3 separate regions of the Homo sapiens genome follow, and all the other regions are linked to region 2. A link is an interaction called in ENCODE POLR2A ChIA-PET data of the cell type or tissue named here. Cell type or tissue: CD4-positive, alpha-beta T cell. All regions are shown on one strand.

Region 1 (4,000 bases), 84 kb before region 2:
CCGCATCCTTCCCCTGAAGCCCACCTGCAGTGCTGCCCAGGGCTCGCCACCAGCTCTCAGCCTGCTCTTCGGACGGTGCTGCAAACAGGATCTCTGCCCCACTGGTCAGCCTGGCACCCACAGTCACAGGTCAAACTCCACTGTCCCTTTGGGGACCCCCACGCCTCCAGCCCCCGCTGAGCCAGGTGGCTGCTGGGGGTGATGCCGGAGTCCATGTCTCTCCGCTCACCTTAAGGAGAATGTGTGTTTCCTGCCGTGGCGGCCCCGCAGCCTCTCACACCGGGCTCCCGTGAGGTCAAGGAGGGCTATGGAAGCTACTTTCTGAGGAGAGATGAGAGGCAGGGGTCACTGCGGCCATCTCAGCTTTTCCCTGTGGGGTCCCTCTGTCCTGGGGCCCCTCTGCCTTGCTTCCCAGCACCCTGATGTCTGCATCTCCCCTACCCCGCCTGGTACCTCCGCTGCCATCCTCTCATCCAGGAACAGGCTCAGAGAGCTGCCCTGCAAGTTCCCGCGGCAGCTGTCCCAGGAGCTCGAGCTAGGCTGTGGAGAGGAGGCGGGAAGGTCGCATGAGCCACACGCAGGAAGCCAGAGCTAGGGCCTGTCCACGCCTCACCATGTGTGTGGAGCTTCCCAGGAAAAGCGGTGGATTGGACCAAAGTCCCAATGGGGAAAGGGAAGCCACAGAGGGGCTCTGACGGGAAACCAAGCAGAAGGGGAAGAGCAGGTGGGGAGGAGGAATCCCAGCACCTCCTGGTGGGGGTGGGTAGGTGGGGGCGGTGGCAGGAGCTGGGAAGGGTCCCAAGGAGCCAAACTGCCTGGACAGCATGGTGGGGGGTGGCATCTGCCCAAGTTCACAGTGCAAGGGTGCCAGGCCCAGATGGCTCTTCGAGCCACTCAAGTGCTGCTGCAAGTGGGGAGCTGCCTGGAGAAGGAATCTCCAGGCACTCACCTGCCTCCCGCCAGGCAGCAGGTGCTGCTTGAACTCCAAAGACCCCTCCATGGTGGGGGTACCCTTTGCATCCTGAAAATGCAAGATGGGGCCCAGAAATGTCAGGACCAGCACCCTCAGGAAGGTGGGCAAGGCACCCACTGCCCCCAGCTCTCTTTATTCCTCCCATCCAAGTACTAACCAGGCCTGACCCTGCTTAGCTTCTAAGATCAGATGAGATCGGGCATGTTCAGGGTGGTATGGCTGTAGACAGCCATCTTTATTCCTAATGACCTTCAGCTCCTGTGCCCGGGCTCCCAGCACTGGCTCCAGGGTGTGGGCCCTCACCCCCACAGCCCCAGCCCCACTGCATGCTTCAGGGAGACCACGGCGGGGGTGCCTGCAGCCCCATAGGGACACCTGCCTGGGGGTCCCTCGTCTCAGCCAGCTGTGCTCCTAGCCCCTGGTGTCCAGAGGGCCTCCACTGAAAGGATGTCAGCGAGCTGCCAGCTCTCCCGGGCTTCAGCTCCTGTGGCTGCAGCAGGAGCTCCTGTTCCATCTTGGGGAGTGGGCAAGGTGGGCAAGGTGAGCCAGGTCAGGGAGACCAGCCACACCTCAGGTTCCCGTCTACCTCCCCTCCCCCAGCCCTCCCGGTCAGAGGGGGCCTGCCTCCCCATCACTAGCTCTTTCAGCTTTGGCTCTGGAGGCTCACACCCAGTCCACAATGGTGCCTCTCCCACCACCGCAGCTGGCCAGGGAAAGGAGCAGGTAAGGCAGGGCCGGGTGAGGGCTCAGTGCCCTGGGAGACACTGACTTGCAGGCTGAGAGGGACTGTTCCCCCACCAGCCCTCAGCCCCTAGCCGAGGCAGTCGTCACCTCTGTCTTTTGCATTTGGGCAAACTTCTCTTCCTGGGCTGCCAGCAGCTTTTCTAAGTCCTGGTGTCTGTGCAGCAGCAACTCCACATCTGACACTGAGTGCTGGGGAGAAGCATGTTCAGGTGACGCCCAGCTTGGGGGGGGGGGCCCAGAGCCTGGTAGCCAGCTAAGGGGCAGGACCCCCACTCACCCCATAGTCGGGCTTCAGCAGGAGTCCCTCCCAGCAGGCCAGCCAGGCCTCAGCCTGCTCCAGCCTCTGCCGAAGCTTCTGCAGGCCCCAGCTCTCGGCACAGCGTTGCCAGCGCAGGGCCCAAGCCTCCTCCAGCTCCTGCAGCCGCCCTTCCAGCTCCTGCAGGCACTCTGTCACCTGGTGGGGAGGGGCTGCTATGGGTGACAGCTTGGGTAGGGCTCCCACCATGGGCAGGGCAGGGCTGGAGAGCCAAGTGTTAATGGAAGTGCAGAGGGAAGGCTGTGAGACCCGCACCTGCCCCTTCCCAGCCTCTCTCCCTGCCTGCGCCCAGCCTTCCTTTCCTGCTGGTTTCCATGCCTGTGAGGGGCCCTGAGGCCCTGGGCAATCAGGCTGTATCCCCAGCCCAACCCCAGGCCCACCCTCTGAGTTCACACCTCCGCAGACATGAAGTGGCTGTTGTCCACCAGCTGCTGTCCTTCCTGCCGCAGGTCCTGGGCTTGAAGGCGGCACTCCCTGATTTCTTGCCCCAGCTCTTCATGCTGCCCAAGGAGCTGCTCAGCCCCCGCCACGTCCTCAGCCAGCTCCTCGGAGGACGCCAGCTCCTGCCTCTCCTGTGCCCATGCTCTGTGGGGCAGGGAAGGGAGCTGTTGTCAGGGCTGGCTGGGGAGCAGGGGAGGGAGGGTCCAGCTCCCCCAAGAGCCAGGATACCCCCACCCCACAGGGTAGAGCTGAGCCGGCAGCTGAGGTAGGACACCTACAGCAGTTCCTGGCAGCGCCCGAGGAAGGCATGGCCCTGTGCAGCCTGCGCCAGCCACTGGCCTCGCTCCTGGGCCTTCGCCTGCAGGGTGGCCCAGGCCTCCTGCACCTTGGCCAGGCCCCCCGGAGCTGCAGGATGTAGCTGGCCCAGTCGGCAGGCCTCCGTCTGTAGCCGTGCCACCTCCTTCTCCATAGCTTCCAGCTCTCTCTGCAACCAGAGCATGAGATCAGGCCTCAGTCCCCCCACTGAGCCGATGCGTGCTCTGCATTCAGGAGCACCAGGCCTCTCTGAGGAACCACCTCCACTCTGCTGCACAAGCTGGGCCAAGTCCTAGGGCCCCTCGGGGAAGGATCTGGGTTTCTGGAGAAGAGGCTGAAGCAGGCTGGGGTGGGAGGGCTGAGATAGGTCCCCTCAGCCACCGCCTTCGGGCAGGGGCTCAGACAGGCAGGCTGCAGGGCGTGGGCCTCACCTCCAGGCGCCTGTGCTGTTGCTGCAGGGTCCGCACAGATGACAGGCTGTGGCCTCCGTCCTCCCCCTTCATCAGGGCCGTCTTCTCCTGCATCCTTCCCTGGAGCTCAGCTGCTGCCTGCTGAAAGCTGTGGACCTCATGGGCTGCAGCCAAGTTCTGGGAGAGGAGAAAGGACCTGCTCAGGGCTGTTCTCTGCTCCCAGGATTCCTTTCTCCCTGGAGACATGGCCTTCTGGGCCACCTCCTTTTGAACAAGGAGGATCATGGGGCTTGATGTGTCCCCAGGTACAGAAACCATCCTCCATGCTGCAGCCCTCAGTGAACGTGATGATATGGGTCTGCGGCAGGCCAGGGGGTGGGGAGGGTGGGGAGAGGAGAGGGCCTCGTGCATCTCAGGGAAAGGCAGACGCGAGGTGTTGGGTCCACGTGAGGGAGCAGGCCGGTTCTCGGGGATCTGGCTGACCCTGGCAGTACCACCTGCAGTGCCTCTCATGGGGCTGGGGGACCGGGTCAGCTCAGGAGGCAGCCCCAGCCCAGGACCTACAGAGATGGAATGTCCTGGGCTGCAGCCAATTCCTGGAAGAAAGCTGAGCAGGTGAGGGAAAAGGCACATTCACTTGAGGCCAGCAGGGTGTGTGTCTTGTTGGAACCAAAGCCTGTGGTAAGGAGGGCTTAGAGGGATTTTTTGAAGACTCTGACACCCCTTAGCTTGGCCCGGCCTGTGATCACCTACCTCTGTGCGGGCTTTTATTGCTTGGTCCAACCTCTCCCAAGCAGCCTC
Region 2 (4,000 bases):
GCAGCTCCTCCTGCTGAAGAGCTCTTCCCCCAACTCTCTGCCAGGCAAACCCTCCATTCTTTACGTCCAGCCTAAATGCCACCTCCTCAGAGAGCCCTCCCTGACTGCCCACCCCTTGCTGTGGGACATGTCTTTGTTTCAATTGCATTTGTTTTGTGTTTTGGCTCCTCTATCTCCCCTAGTATATGCTTCATGAAGGCAGCCATGAGGTCTCACTGTTGCTGTGAAACCTAAGGCACCTGGCACCTGACACATAGTAGGTGCTTAAGAAATTGACCAGGGGGCACAGCAGAGTGGGGTGCACAGCAGACATTCAACATAAGAAAACCTCTTTCCCCTTTCCACTATCCTAGGAGTGAGAATGCAGGGTAGTGTGTACTCTTTTCCAAGCAAAATTATCATCAAAAATTGCTAAAGGAAAAAAATAGGAGATTTGATGTTGCTGGGGGAAAGCATCAATTACATTTTCTCATGGGGTTTGCTGCCTTCTCCGTGTGTGTGACTGGCAGCTGTATTTTGCCCTGGTTTGCATCCACGCCTCTTGTGGTTAACAGCACGCACTCTGGAACCAGACTGCCTGGTTTCAATCCCACTCAACCACTTATTGGCTATTTTGGTCATCAGCCACCTTAAAATGTAGTGGCTTAAACAATAACTTCTATTTTCTCTGGAGGTTCTGTGGGTTGACTGGGCTCAGTTGGGTTCTCGCTTGGGGTCTGTCAGAAGGTGATAGTCAGACAGTGGTTGGGGCTGGAGTTACCTGACAGCTCAACTGAGCTGGTTCTGTGATGGCCCCTTTACTCACATCTCAGCTGGACCAGCCAAGGAGGCTGCCTGGGCCTCTTGGCCTCTCCTTGTGACTAGCTTGGGCTTCCCTCACAGAATGGCCGTCTCAGTCACAGTATGACAACTACTAAGAGTAGTTGGACTTTTTAGATGGCATTCGGCTTTCCACAGAATGAACACTTGTAGAGATTTAGGTGGAACCTGCAGGGCTTCTTATGACCTAGCCTTAGGAAATCATGAAGTATCACTTTTGCAGAATTCTACTGATCAAAAGTGAGTCAGAAGGTCAATCCAGACTCATGAAGAGAAGACTCCCAAGGCACGAATGCTGGGAGGCACAGGTCTTGGCGTGGTGGTGGGAGGAGGCAGTATCTTTGAAGACAAGCTACCATACTTGCTACATGATTGTCAGCAAATTTCTTAAGCTCTCTGTGCCTCAGTCTTCTCTTCTATAAAATGGGATAATTGCTCCTACCTCACAGAGCTTTTGTGAGGAGCAAATGAGTTAATAATATGTGGAAAGCACTTAACAATGCACTATGAGAGTATTAGCTATTATTATTATTACTCAAAAGAGTAAGGAGCAAATGTTTTTCTCTGATTAATCTCTGTATCCCAATGTCTGAGATATCCCGTGAAATGTTTTATATCATAAACATAAATATGAAATGCTCTATATGCAAAGTAAGTGAAGTGTCCTTCTCCCCATCAAATAAAATTTTTTGTTTTTCATCTAAAAGTCAAGGTTTCAAGTTTAGATAAAAACAGTCATTTCTCACAATCAATAATGCATTTGATGTATTAACAAAAACTCAAACTAGCTGCCGGGGCTGGCGAACGCTGTTGTGAGTCACAGTGGCGATATGCTCACATCAGGGCCGGAAGCAGTAACACTTGTGGTGTGGAATTTCCCGTGGCACCAGCGGAAAAGGAGTCTGGATGCGTTTGTCAAAACTTCCCCGAAACAAAAAGAAATCAGGATTTCCTGCTAGAGGCCCAAGTGGCTAGTGATGTCCAGGACCTCACAACCCAACCTCAGACTGGCCTTAGCCCTGGCTGGAAAACAGGATCTGCCAACAAATCATCAGGGCTGGGCCCCAGCCTCCAGGGATGGACACTTTTCTGTCACTGCCAAATCCAGACAAAGCTCAGAGTCAGGTCACTGAATGCAAACTCTAAATAAAAAAATGGCTTCATGATCCACGCCTGTGGCTGCATGTTCTATTCTACAGAATTCTCCACCACGTCCTCCCATACCTCCTACCCCTCAGTATTCCATGTGGCCTTCAGGACAAATTCGAGTCTCCTGCCACATGCGCCCACCTGCCATGGACCCATGTTCCAGCCACATGCACAGCTTCCGTTCCTCCAAGGGCCCTGAGCTCACATATCTCTCTCTGTTCTTTCATACACTCTTTCTGTTGTCTAGAAGAGATATCAACAGGAAGGGCAGCCACAGTTCTCTCTCCCTCGACTCGGTGCTAGGCAGAGGCTGTGGTAAGAGTGTCATGTCTTCGTCTCAGTTTGTCTGCACGCTGGCCTACAGCGCCCTGCCTTGGCTGGCTAGAGAGCTCACCCATCTCTCCAGCCAGGCTCTGATCAACAGCCTTTCAGAAGGATAGACACATAGAGCAATGGAAGGGAACTGAGGGTTCTTGGTCTTTTAGGAAAAAAGACTCATTTCTTTTTTGCATATGTGTGTGTTTTCCTCTCAAATCCTTCTTGTTACCAAAGCCTGAGAGGGGAAGTCATTCTTATCTGGACATCTCTAAGTGTTCTCTCTCCTTTCCCGAGCAAGCTTCAAAATCCGGTCTTTTGTCTTCAAAGTTCAAAAGTGGATGCATTTGTACTTCCCTGATTGTGGTCTGCTGGTGCCTTTTTCATTTTTTTCTGCACCCCTCTTAGTCACAGCTTGGATGTCCAGGCCCCATTTCCTAGCTCTGTCGATTCTTTTGAGATATGGGTTGAGTAAACCTTATCCGAAAAGGTTGGGACTGGAAGTGTTTTGGATTTCAGATTTTCTGATTGGGGAATATCTGCACATACATATATAATGAGAGATCTTGGGAAAGGGACCCAAGCCTAAACACTAAATTCATTTATGTTTCATAGACACCATACACAGATGGCCTAAAGGTAATTTTACAGAACATTTAAAATAATTTTGTGCATGAAACAAAGTTTGGATCGTGCCCCGTCACATGAGGTCAGGTGTAGAATTTTCCACTTGTGGCATCACGTCAAAAAGTTTTGGATTTTGGAGGATTTTGGATTTTGAATTTTCAGTTTCAAGATGTTCAACCTGTATTGTGTTTGAGCACCTTAGCTGTGTTGGCAGGCCCTTGAAACAGCCTGTTCCTGTTTATATCACTACCCAGGCGCCTTTTTGATTCTTGAGGGCTTTCCTTAACATCTCCTTAACATTGCCTAGGAGGACTTAAAGATGTTTGTATATAGACGTTAAAATGGTAATCAGTGATTCTGAAGTTTCTGTTATTGCCCGTCATGTTACCTGAAGTGCAGTTAGATCCTCCCGGCTTCATGTACTATTACTGTCCACTGCTTTTACCAGCAGGGCATTTTCTGTCCTTTTATTTTTCATTGTCTTCCCAGTTCTATTCATTGGTTTATAATGAATAGGCTGGGATTAAGAGGCGAGAGCTTAAACATCAGGAAAAGACACTCTCGAATTTTCATTTGACAGCTGTTGTTCCTGAGAGAATAAGTCGATCTGTTAGAAAATTTAGATAGAGCTTTTTCCTTCTAGAGTTATTTAAATTTTTAAAAGGGAGAAGCTGTACTATTTTTATTACCAAAATCAAGTCTATTGAAGGCTACGCAAAACCTCATATTCTCAAGAAACCATAGGAATAATCTGTGGTTAAAACAGCACCTTGAAAATGCCAAATGCTAAATAGATTGATAAGAATACCAGTTGCTACATTATAATTTTTCAAAGGATGTTATGATTGGAGTCAGAATCCGGAGGTTTGTACTAAGTAGCTGGGAACACACTTGTGTTCATGCTAACTCTAGAAATATATCCTAGATTATGTTTAGGTTCAGCATGGACTCAATAGTATTCTAGGAAACAGTATTTCAGCGGCCAGCATGATAAGAGGTCGAGTGGGAAGGAAAATGCTATGCGTGTGGATAAAGGTGCTCTTTCTTCTCATCGCAGAGTCAAACACCTGGCTGCTATCACCAAGGACAA
Region 3 (4,000 bases), 140 kb before region 2:
ACTTACAACTCAGGTATTTATAACTTGAATTGAGTGGGATTGAGAAGTGGGGGAAGGGAAAAGGGGGAAGAAAGTAGCTGGTGGCAACAAAACATAGCAACAAAAACAGATCTTTTTCCTCACAGTTGCTGGGGTTTCTTTACCAGTATGAGGTCAGCCAAATCCTAGGGGACCCTGGCCTTTTGTGACTCTGGCCTCTTAGTTCTCTATCTCAAGGGAGCAGCCACTCCCGTGCCATTGCAGACTTCCTGTAGTGGTCCCTCACACTAAAAGGGAAAGCATTTCCTGCCAACTTCTGTTGTGGGTCCAAGCAGGAAGCCCTTCCTAACAGTGCCACTGTCTTGGCTCCACCTGGACTCGCTTCCATTGGCTAGTGCCTGTCCTCTAGCTCGTGAACTGATCAGATCCAGGGACTTGAGAGAGCAGAAAAGCTTCGAAGGCCCTGCCCAGTGTCTAGGATTGTATGTTTAGGGCTCTGGGACCGCTTGGGATCTTATGCTGTGCCACCTCTGTTGAGGATGGCTCTGGACTCTGGAGAGTTCTGTCCTTGCCTCCTTCATTTCTTTCAGCACTCACTATTAATCACCCCTCCCTTCTGGGAGCTCTCCACTTCACTGGCTTCCTGGTTCTCCTCCTCTCTTTCTCACTGCCTGTACCTCATCTTCTCCATGCTCTAAAAATAGGTGTTGTCTGAGGTTGGGAGTTTGAGACCAGCCTGACCAACATGGAGAAACCCCGTCTCTACTAAAAATATAAAATTAGCCAGGTGTGGTGGCGCATGCCTGTAATCCCAGCTACTTGGGAGGCTGAGGCAGTAGAATCACTTGAACCCGGGAGGTGGAGGTTGCTGTCAGCCGAGATCGTGCCATTGCAGTCTAGCCTGGGTAACAAGAGTAAAACTCCATCTCAAAAAAAAAAAAGACTGCAATCTGCAGGCTGGAAACTACTGTTCTATCTAGTATGAATGAGCAGTCCTGTCTCTTGCCTCTACGCCACCTGTTTTTTCCATCTACTTTAATGAGAGCCAGAAGAGCACTTAAACACGTGGCTTTATTCTTTCTTTCTCTCCTGGGAATAGGCTAGTATGAAGTTACCCCTTTATCTTATTAAAGTGAGAGATGATTTTGCTGGCCCTCTTTCTCTCTGGAGGATATGATAGTGCTCTGCCTAGTTCCTACTGGGAGTGGTGGGTATTCAAGCCCTCCCTCACATTATACTTGTAGTAATTCTGCCTCCAGTAGCCTTGCTTCAGGGGAAAGATGACACCTCTGTCAGGTTGGTATACGCTTTCTTCCATCTCAACACTGTCCACCTGCCAAAGCAAAAGCTGGGTCACAGTTTGGGTATTCTCCATGCTTCAAGGCTGCATTCTGGGTGTGGAGGAGCTCACTGTAGAGAACCAAGTGGGTCCTCTCTTCTTCCTTCTGAGTTTCCACTTGTGCATGAAGCAGTGTTCCTAGAGCTGTAGATGGATGGGTCAGGGTGCCAGCTGCCTGCAGCAGTTGTGTCCCAAGTCACTGCCCAGACACAGTTGCCTGGACTGGTGTGTCTCCTGGGCTGTATTTCATCGGCATTTGGGCCTTGAAGGTTTGGAGCTGAAGTTCCTGTCAGAACTTTGGGCTGAATCCCAGACTTTATGGACAGTAATTTTCTCGCAGGGCCTCTTTCCTAACTCACTTTCTTCAAGCGATCCTTGAGGCCAGAACTCTCACTTGTGGGCTTGCTTCCTCATGTGGAAAGATGCTGTAGTATTTAGAGGGGTGGGTCATTGGTTCTCAGAGTGTGGTCTGAGAAGCCTGGAGTCCCCAAAACCCCTTTAGGGGGTCCATGATGTCCTGTTTCCAACTACATATCCAAATGAGGCTAGGTTTTCTTCGCATACTTCCACTAGATAATGTCAGGACAGATTGAATGCAGATGCAGATATGAGAACCCAGCTCCCTTCTGTTAAGCCAGATATGAAAAAGGTTTGCAAAAATGTAAAACAGTGCCATTCTTCTCACTAATTATTTTTGTTTTGGAAAATAAAGTTATATTTAATAAGAACGCTAATATGTGGGCTGGGTGCAGTCGCTCACGCCTGTAATCCCAGCACTTTGGGAGGCCGAGATGGGTGGATCATGAGGTCAGGAGATCGAGACCATACTGGCTAACACGGTGAAACCCCGTCTCTACTAAAAATACAAAAAATTAGCCGGACGTGGTGGCATGTGCCTGTAGTACCAGCTACTCGGGAGGCTGAGGCAGGAGAATAGTGTGAGCTTGCAGTGAGGCAAGATTGTGCCACTGCACTCCAGTCTGGGTAACACAGTGAGACTCCGTCTCAAAAAAATAAATAAAAATAAAAAAAGAATGTTAATATGTAATGGGTTTATTGTTATTTCTAAATGATTTAGTAAATATTTTTAATGTTTCAGATTGTGATTTCAAATATAGTAAATATTGATAGACATAACCCGCATAAACAGAAGCTCTCTGTTGTCCTTGATAAGCTCTAAGACTGTGAAGAGTTCCCAAGACCAAAAGGTCTGAGAATCTCTGGGCTAGGTCCTGCTTGATAACAAACCACCTCAAAAATCCCCCTGGCTTAAGCAACAGTTTATTTCTTGCTCATGCTACATATTCAGTGAAGGTCAGCATGGGGACCCAGGTCAAGGGGCCCATCTCATCGCCTGCTGCCGTGCTTAGCAGTCAGAAAGAGGGGTACTCACGATGGTGGTTCTGTGACATGTCAAAGAATTATACAAATATGTAGCTGCATAAGGACAGACATGAGAAACTTAAATACAAACACAGATATTTGGCCGGGCGCGGTGGCTCACTCCTGTAATCAGCACTTTGGGAGGCCAAGGTGGGTGGATTGCTTGAGGTCAGGAGTTTAAGACCAGCCTGGGCAACATGGTGAAACCTCATCTCCCCACTAAAAATACAAAAATTAGCCAGACACGATGGTGGGTGCCTGTAATCCTAGCTACTCGGGAGGCTGAGGCAGCAGAATCGCTTGAACCCTGGAGGCAGAGATTGCAGTGAGCTGAGATCACCCCACTGCACTCCAGCCTGGGTGACAGAGCAAGACTTGTCTCAAAACAGCAACAACAACAAACCAGATGTTTGAGTTCTTCATACTCTTTCCCTCCACATTGCCAGATCAGTGAGTGTCAACCAAATGCCTTGAGGCTAGAGAGAGAAGTGGGGATGTGAGTTATAGAAGGATGTTGCTCATAAGGTCCTGAGCCCCACACCACATCTTCCACTATATTTTTTCTCTCTTTTTAATATTTGCTATGCAATATTTAAGACATACAATAAAGACGTGGAATAATAGGCAATGTGTGCCTACCATCAGCTTAAGAAACAAAATGTTACCTGTACCATTAAGTGCCCTTTCTGCTTGTCCTCGGTCGGTCATAGCCTTTCTGTCACAACCAGTTTTAGATACTTTGTGGAGAACAACTTTATTGGTCTGAAATACCCCAGTTTTCCTGGGCTTTCACTGTTTCTGAAGCCTCTGTAAGGCATTCATTTATTCCTTAAATATGTATCAAGTGCCCATTGTATGCCAGAGACTGTTTAAAGTGCTGGGAATACATCCATGGGGGACAGCAACCTAGGTCCTGTCCTCAAAGAGCTCACATTCTGATGGGACAGACAGGCAGTAGTAAGTACATGGACAGAGATGTAATCAATGTTGGGTTGTTACCTGCCTCTGAGCTATGAAGAAAAGTAAGGCTGGGTGGCCGGGCGTGATGGCTCATGCCTGTGATCCCAGCACTTTGGGAGGCCGAGGCGGGCAGATCACTTGAGGTCAGGGGTTCAAGACCAGCCTGGTCAATATGGTGAAACCCTGTCTCTACCAAAAATACAAAAATTAGCCGGGCATGATGGTGGGCACCTGTAATCTCAGCTGCCTGGGAGGCTGAGGCAGGATAATTGCTTTAACCTGGGAGGCAGAGGTTGCAGTGAGCCGAGATCATACCACTGCACTCCAGCCTGGGTGACA

What was found. Peaks named below come from ENCODE experiments on the same cell type or tissue, not always from the same donor. Only the 100,000 strongest peaks of a DNase experiment are listed, where the experiment ranks them.
Region 1: POLR2A ChIA-PET joins it to region 2 with 5 read pairs; 4 of 35 experiments call an interaction of 5 or more read pairs at or near these places.
Region 3: POLR2A ChIA-PET joins it to region 2 with 5 read pairs; 2 of 35 experiments call an interaction of 5 or more read pairs at or near these places.

Annotation. Positions count from the first base shown.
Region 1 is chr15:41,850,830-41,854,829 of GRCh38, forward strand. It overlaps SPTBN5 (spectrin beta, non-erythrocytic 5), which reads right to left. Exons shown (of 68, transcript NM_016642.4): 56 at 3,953-4,000; 57 at 3,221-3,376; 58 at 2,753-2,958; 59 at 2,429-2,618; 60 at 1,995-2,171; 61 at 1,805-1,906; 62 at 1,353-1,487; 63 at 950-1,021; 64 at 454-540; 65 at 230-321; 66 at 25-110. It also overlaps the pseudogene RNA5SP393. Among named protein-coding and RNA genes, the nearest start is that of MIR4310, 14 kb to the right of the region's middle. RefSeq lists enhancers at 1,844-2,453, 2,454-3,064. In CD4-positive, alpha-beta T cell, no CTCF peak of the experiment used is centred here; no DNase peak of the experiment used is centred here.
Region 2 is chr15:41,935,115-41,939,114 of GRCh38, forward strand. All of the region lies in intron 3 of EHD4 (EH domain containing 4), which reads right to left. Among named protein-coding and RNA genes, the nearest start is that of EHD4-AS1, 16 kb to the left of the region's middle. RefSeq lists an enhancer at 2,171-2,230. In CD4-positive, alpha-beta T cell, CTCF peaks have their summits at 2,338 and 2,540; DNase peaks (open chromatin) are centred at 547, 927, 1,677 and 2,287; H3K4me3 peaks cover 747 bases; H3K27ac peaks cover 4,000 bases.
Region 3 is chr15:41,791,148-41,795,147 of GRCh38, forward strand. All of the region lies in intron 2 of MAPKBP1 (mitogen-activated protein kinase binding protein 1), which reads left to right. Among named protein-coding and RNA genes, the nearest start is that of MAPKBP1, 19 kb to the left of the region's middle. In CD4-positive, alpha-beta T cell, no CTCF peak of the experiment used is centred here; no DNase peak of the experiment used is centred here.